Regions from separate parts of the Homo sapiens genome. Here region 2 is linked to region 1. A link is a loop called in an ENCODE intact Hi-C map of the cell type or tissue named here. Cell type or tissue: Caco-2. All regions are shown on one strand. Links, peaks and the distances in the headings refer to the core of each region. The heading gives the core; the rest is flanking DNA.

What was found. Hi-C counts contacts between places; a loop is a spot of excess contacts. Peaks named below come from ENCODE experiments on the same cell type or tissue, not always from the same donor. Only the 100,000 strongest peaks of a DNase experiment are listed, where the experiment ranks them.
Region 2: a loop joins it to region 1, with 4 times the contacts of the local background. A loop is called at or near these places in 1 of 110 quality-filtered maps.

What each region holds. Positions count from the first base shown.
Region 1 is chr6:159,805,962-159,808,881 of GRCh38, reverse strand. It overlaps PNLDC1 (PARN like ribonuclease domain containing exonuclease 1), which reads right to left. Exons shown (of 19, transcript NM_001271862.2): 7 at 2,799-2,899; 8 at 66-142. Among named protein-coding and RNA genes, the nearest start is that of PNLDC1, 7.1 kb to the right of the region's middle. In Caco-2, for the core only: no CTCF peak of the experiment used is centred there; DNase peaks (open chromatin) are centred at 1,291 and 1,561.
Region 2 is chr6:159,906,294-159,909,213 of GRCh38, reverse strand. MAS1 (MAS1 proto-oncogene, G protein-coupled receptor) reads right to left here. Exons shown (of 3, transcript NM_002377.4): 3 at 1-2,294. The coding sequence starts at 2,258. The coding sequence ends at 1,281. Among named protein-coding and RNA genes, the nearest start is that of MAS1, 17 kb to the right of the region's middle. In Caco-2, for the core only: no CTCF peak of the experiment used is centred there; no DNase peak of the experiment used is centred there.

The DNA.
Region 1 (2,920 bases), core at 89-2,588:
GATTTGGCCAATTATGAGAGAGAAACAATGGAGCCACTGATGCCCCGTTCGCAGTGAGAACTCACCCCCTCATCTTTCAGCACCGTCCAGATGTTGGGGAGGGCCTGCCTCAGCACCAGTTGGACCTCAAAGGCCTGGAAGCCTGCAGCAGGGAAACACAGGGGCACACAGCACCTGGAACCGTGTGGCATGTTCCCCACAAGAGAAGCCCTGGAGGAGCAGAAGCTGAGATGGAAAGGTCAAGTGGAAAGGGAGCTTGAAGGGTGCCCAAGCCCATGAGCCATGTGGCAGGGCCTGGCCTGTCATGATGGGATCTGGGGCAGCATTCTAAGAGTTTTTTTTTTTTTTTTTTATCTCAGGGCCACTCTTAAGTTGGGGATGCCATAGAGCTTGTGTTTATGTGAGTTACAGCTATTGATATTAAACATGTTAGAAATTAAAACTCTTACATTTAAAGAAGTTTTTTAAGTAACAAAAACCCATTATACATGAACAAAAATAACACTTATAAAAAATAACTATTTTCTAAAACAAAAACTTAGCGAGAAGAGTGACACTGTTCTACATTTTTGCAAATCTCTAATATTTGGCTGGAATGTTGTATCGGCATTTGCATCCAATCTGTTGATATGTTGTGATCATTGAAACATAAGAAAATCCAGCCTCACGGCTGGGCGCAGTGGCTCATGCCTGTAATCCCAGCACTTTTGGAGGCTGAGGAGGGCGGATCACCTGAGGTCAGGAGTTCGAGACCAACCTGGCCAACACGGTGAAACCCTGACTCTACTAAAAATACAGAAATTAGCCAGGCATGGTGGCAGATGCCTGTAATCCCAGCTACTCAGGAGGCTGAGGCAGGAGAATCCCTTGAACCCGGGAGGCGGAGGTTGTAGTGAGCCAAGATGGTGCCACTGCACTCCAGCTTGGGCAACAGAGTAAGACTCCTTCTCAAAAAAAAAAAAGAAAAAAAAAATCCAGCCTCAAGCAGATGTGTAGGTGGAAAAGGGAACAGAATTACTAGCCTTATCAAATGACTTTGGATATTCTTTAAAACTGTACCAAACTCAACAAGTGGTAGTTTCTTAAAGATTAATTGCACTGTGGAATCTGAAACCATCATTAATGAGTTTTATTGTACTGCTACATTACAATCCACTGGCCTATCTCACACCTAGAATAGATCTCTTATCTATGAGATAAGATAGCGCACAATAGTAACATTATGTGCTAGTAATCTGGAAAATGCTGGTTGGCAGGGTTATGTAGGTCTCCCAAATGTTTGCACATTTTATTACACAATACCAACAGAAGACATTGGAAAATATGATCACTGATCTCATCAGAAAGGTTGTGGTACTGGGAAGCTGTCAAGCTTACGGTGGCACATGTAAATTCTTCAAAATTCCAGTTGATTGAAAGCTGTAATTTTATCACTAGGAAATACTGCGAGTTATCTTCCTTGAAGTGACAGGCTTTTTTTTTTCCTTTGAAACAGAGTCTCATTGTGTTGCTCAGGCTGGAGTGCAGTGGCATCATCTTAGCTCATTGCCTTGGCCTCCCAAAATGCTGGGATTACAAGCATGAGTCACTGTACCTGGCCAACAAGCTCTTTTCATTGAGAAAATGATTGTGAAACCTTCAAGTCTAAGCAACCAATCAGTTCTTTCCAGTAAAAATGATATTTCATGGGGCCGGGTGCGGTGGCTCATGCCTGTTATCCCACCACTTTGGGAGGCCAAGGTGGGAGGATCACCTGAGGTCAAGAGTTTGAGACTAACCTGGCCAACATGGTTAAACCCCATCTCTACTAAAAATGCAAAAATTAGCCGGGCATGGTGGCAGGCACCTGTAATCCCAGCTACTCAGGAGGCTGAGGCAGGACAATCACTTGAACCCGGGAGGCGGAGATTGCAGTGAGCTGAAATCGTGCCATTGCACTCCAGCCCAGGCAACAAGAGCAAAACTATATCTTCAAAAAAAAAAAAAAAAAAAAGGCAGCTAATTCAGCTCTCAAAAGACTGCACAAGCACTTTTCCTTGACACAATCACTGTATTTTGGCACACACCTAAGGAATGTTTTATGCATACTTATTTTTTACATACCTATATTGACATATATTTAAAAGATGAGTAATCAAAAGATTGAGATTTAATACAACCAAGAATATTACTTTTTAATCAAGGAGGCTGCTACTAAGATTGGCCTTTCCGTTTTTAACTGAGAGTAAGTGGTAATGAAGAACACGGTATGATGCTCCTGCCTTAATGTGTGCTGAGATGCCAGCAGCTTTGTCCGACATCGCTTGGGCACCAATGCAAATGGCACAATGACAATAGCAAGTACAGCTGAGGGATACTTGGAAAACCGTTTTGACCTCACATATCCATTGGAAAGGGTCCCAGAGACTCTAGGATCCATAGACCAGCCTCTGAGAGCTGCTAAGCTATGGCGTGTTCACTGTGGCTCCACACCACATGCTGGGGGAAAAGCTTAGTGATTAACAAAAGTCAAGATAATACAGGGCACCCAGGACTGAAATAAAAGGAATGGCTCAGGAATGGAACTTGACCTTCTCAGCCTTGAAACCCAAAGTATGTCGAAAGCCTTCAACGTGTGAATGCAGGTCAGAACTTTAACCACAAAGACTCCGTAACCGCCAAACAAATGCTTGCATCAGACTCAGTCATGAGGCACTTGGGACCAGGATCCCAAGAAAGGGTGTGTTTCCCCCAACTCCTGGCAGGTGACAGTGACCTGTCCCAATGCTCCTGCGTTGGGAGGAACAGGCCCTGCCTACCAGTGATCCCAGGAAGAGTCATCCAGTCGCCTTCCTTGGCCAGCTCCAGCCACCGCGTCACTTCGTCAATCACCACCTTGATTTGGTCTTTATCCGGAGAGCTGAAAATGGGCGCATGAAAG
Region 2 (2,920 bases), core at 262-2,761, 100 kb before region 1:
TAAACATAGCTATGCGACGGGCTTCACAGCTAAAACCCAGGACGTGCAGTGTCTGGAGGGCAACTCATGGCAGGCAAGAGGCAGAGCCCCCCCTGGAGTGCTGAGTAAAGATTCTGAGGAAGTCATGCAAGGATCTGTCATGAGCAAAAATATCAGAGTCCTCCAGGATGTGACCACATTTTCATTAGCCCTTGCCACTGAGCCTCCTTCCAGGTGTGATGAAAAAAAAAAAAAAAGCCTCAGGAGGAGAGGAGGCAGACAGGTGCAGAGACCCGCACTTGGCTGCAGGTGAGAACTCTGGCTACAAATAACCCACCTCTTCATGGGGGAGGAAGGTCCCAGTCACCCCCAGGAAGTCATAAATTCAACTCCATTCGTAAAAATGTTTATGCAATCAAAGGATTTCAAAACACAGACTTTCATTTCATCTAGTATTCCCACAGAGGGAAGGGGAGCCATGAGAAACTCCTCTACTGGTGGCCAAATGTATTTCTTCACAACCTGAAATGATGCACTAGCACATGGCTTGTTAGATCATAACATCCGCGATGTTTTTCAATAGAGGTGTAATGCCATGAAATGCTTTCATGCTGCAAGCAAAAAGAAGACCTTCGTAAATTTACATTCAACATGTAAAAACACATAATAACTTCTGTACATGATAGAGCTGTGTGTGTGTGTGTGTGTGTGTGTGTGTGTGTGTGCTTTACAAAACAAAAATTTATATCTTGTCTACCATTGAAGGGAGTGAGGAGAGACTGATATTTGTTGAACATCCACAATGTGCCAGGTGCTTTACAAGCCTCATCTTCTCATTTCATCTTCACAGCAGACCAAGGAGGTATAGACTATTGCCGCAACCATTTTATGAGTGAGAAAATGAGGCTCTGAGAGGTTTAACAACTTGCCTGAGGTCACACAGGAAGCGACCCTTGTTCTTCCTGCTACATCAAGCTGCCTCCTCAAGTTCCAACAAATAGTTTTGTTACCTTGTCCCGTACACATCTGTAAATCTTCCTGCAAAAGTCATTTTTATGGTTCATGGTAAGATGCTGCCAAAAGAGCTGAAAGAAATAGAGTCTTTGTCAAGTACAGAAATGACAGGTCATTTCCAGAAGATACAGTACAAGAGTTCAATTTCATCATTAATTAGTATCTCATGCATATGGGATGAGATGTTCTTCTGTATCACATTTAGGAGATACTTAAGTCATATTCCAAGCACAAACTAAAAATGACCTGTGTTCCACCATTTTTATCCACAACTTCCCTCACAGTTCTTAGACGACAGTCTCAACTGTGACCGTATTACAATTGTCTTTCTGGCGCCGAGGTTGCATTTCATCTTTGAAAGCCCTGGTCAGAACAACTTTTAAGGACTCCTTGAATCTCTTCTTCTTACTGCTTCCCACAAAGAAGTAAATGAAAGGGTTGGCGCTACTGTTGATTGTGGAGAAGAGCAGGGAAATGTGGTGTAGGTTCCCAAAGGTCGACCAATACTCATAGTACAGCAGGTAAAGGAGTCTCATGGGCATAGCGAAGATGAGGAATATAATGATGGTGACCATGATGACTATGTAAAGCTTGGAGGAATGGGAAGCCCACGTGTTCTTCCGGATCTTCACGACCAAGATGGTGCTGGACACCAGCATGAGGGGCGTGAAGACCAGGAAGCTCAGGATGGCTATAAAGATGATGACTGCTCGGCAGTCATTCCGAGAGTGACTCTCTTCTTCTCTGTCGATGCACATGACATACTCCATGGTGGTCACCAAGCAAGAAAGAGCCCACAGAAGGGCACAGACCAATGCCGACTGGTACTTGGGGCGATGGCATCGGTACCAGATGGGGTAAAGGACTGACAGGCACCTCTCCACACTAATGGCCGTCAGCAGATAGAGGCCCGTGTTGTAGCCAAACAGAAAAGTCACTGATAATGTGACAATTGTGTAGTAATGGCCAGAAGAAAGCTCATAATCTAAAGCATAGTCGATAGACAAGATGAAAATACAGAAGAGCAGTGAGATGTCTGCGATAGACAGGTGGGTGATGTAGACAGTGAAGGGATTTCTTCTCATCCGGAAGCACAGGAACCAGAGGAGAATCCCATTCTCAACAAACCCCACTGGGGAGATGCTCATAATGACCCAGTGCACGATGGGGATTTGCCGATGTGCATTCCCGACTGAGGCGTTCCTGCCAGTTGAGATGTTCGTGGGTTCCTCAACAACAAATGATGTCACGTTTGACCCATCCATGAGGAGGCCTCAGGTTGGAACTCTTCAGGTAATTTTCTGTAAATATGTCCAGAACAAAACAAACACAAAAAGCCATGAAAATTGTTGAATTGGAATAAAAGGGAGAAATTCAGCTATAAATCATAATCTTCATGTTATTAAAAAAAAGTTTAACAGACTCTACAGTTATCTTTGTCACAATGATAAGATTAGGCCTTTAGGACCTGATAAGAAAGGAACTTAGACCTGATAAGACTGAGAACTGATTGAATGACCCTTCTGGATCCCCAGTGATAACCATTCATTCTATATCATTGTGTGCTTGTGGCTTAGTGCCAAAAAGGAGATGGCCAGGCAAGAGTGGCCGAGTGCCCTGTGCGGGACCCATTTCCAGTTCTGGCCTGAGCTTTCCTAATGGCATTTTGAAAATCATTTCATCTTCTGTGCCTCCATTCATTTGCCTGAGGGACCAGGTGGACTGCATTAAGACTTGATGACAAAACGCATGTCTGGGCAATGCTGCCACTGTCATTTTTTAATACATGAAGTGCCATAAGCAGTAAGGAGAGGGAGTGCCTGGGACAATGGGTTTAATATTGTACCAATATTGCTTAAAGTGTGAACAATCAAAAGGCATTTATTTTACACGGCTTCAATATCTGCGACAAAGCTGGGCACCTGCT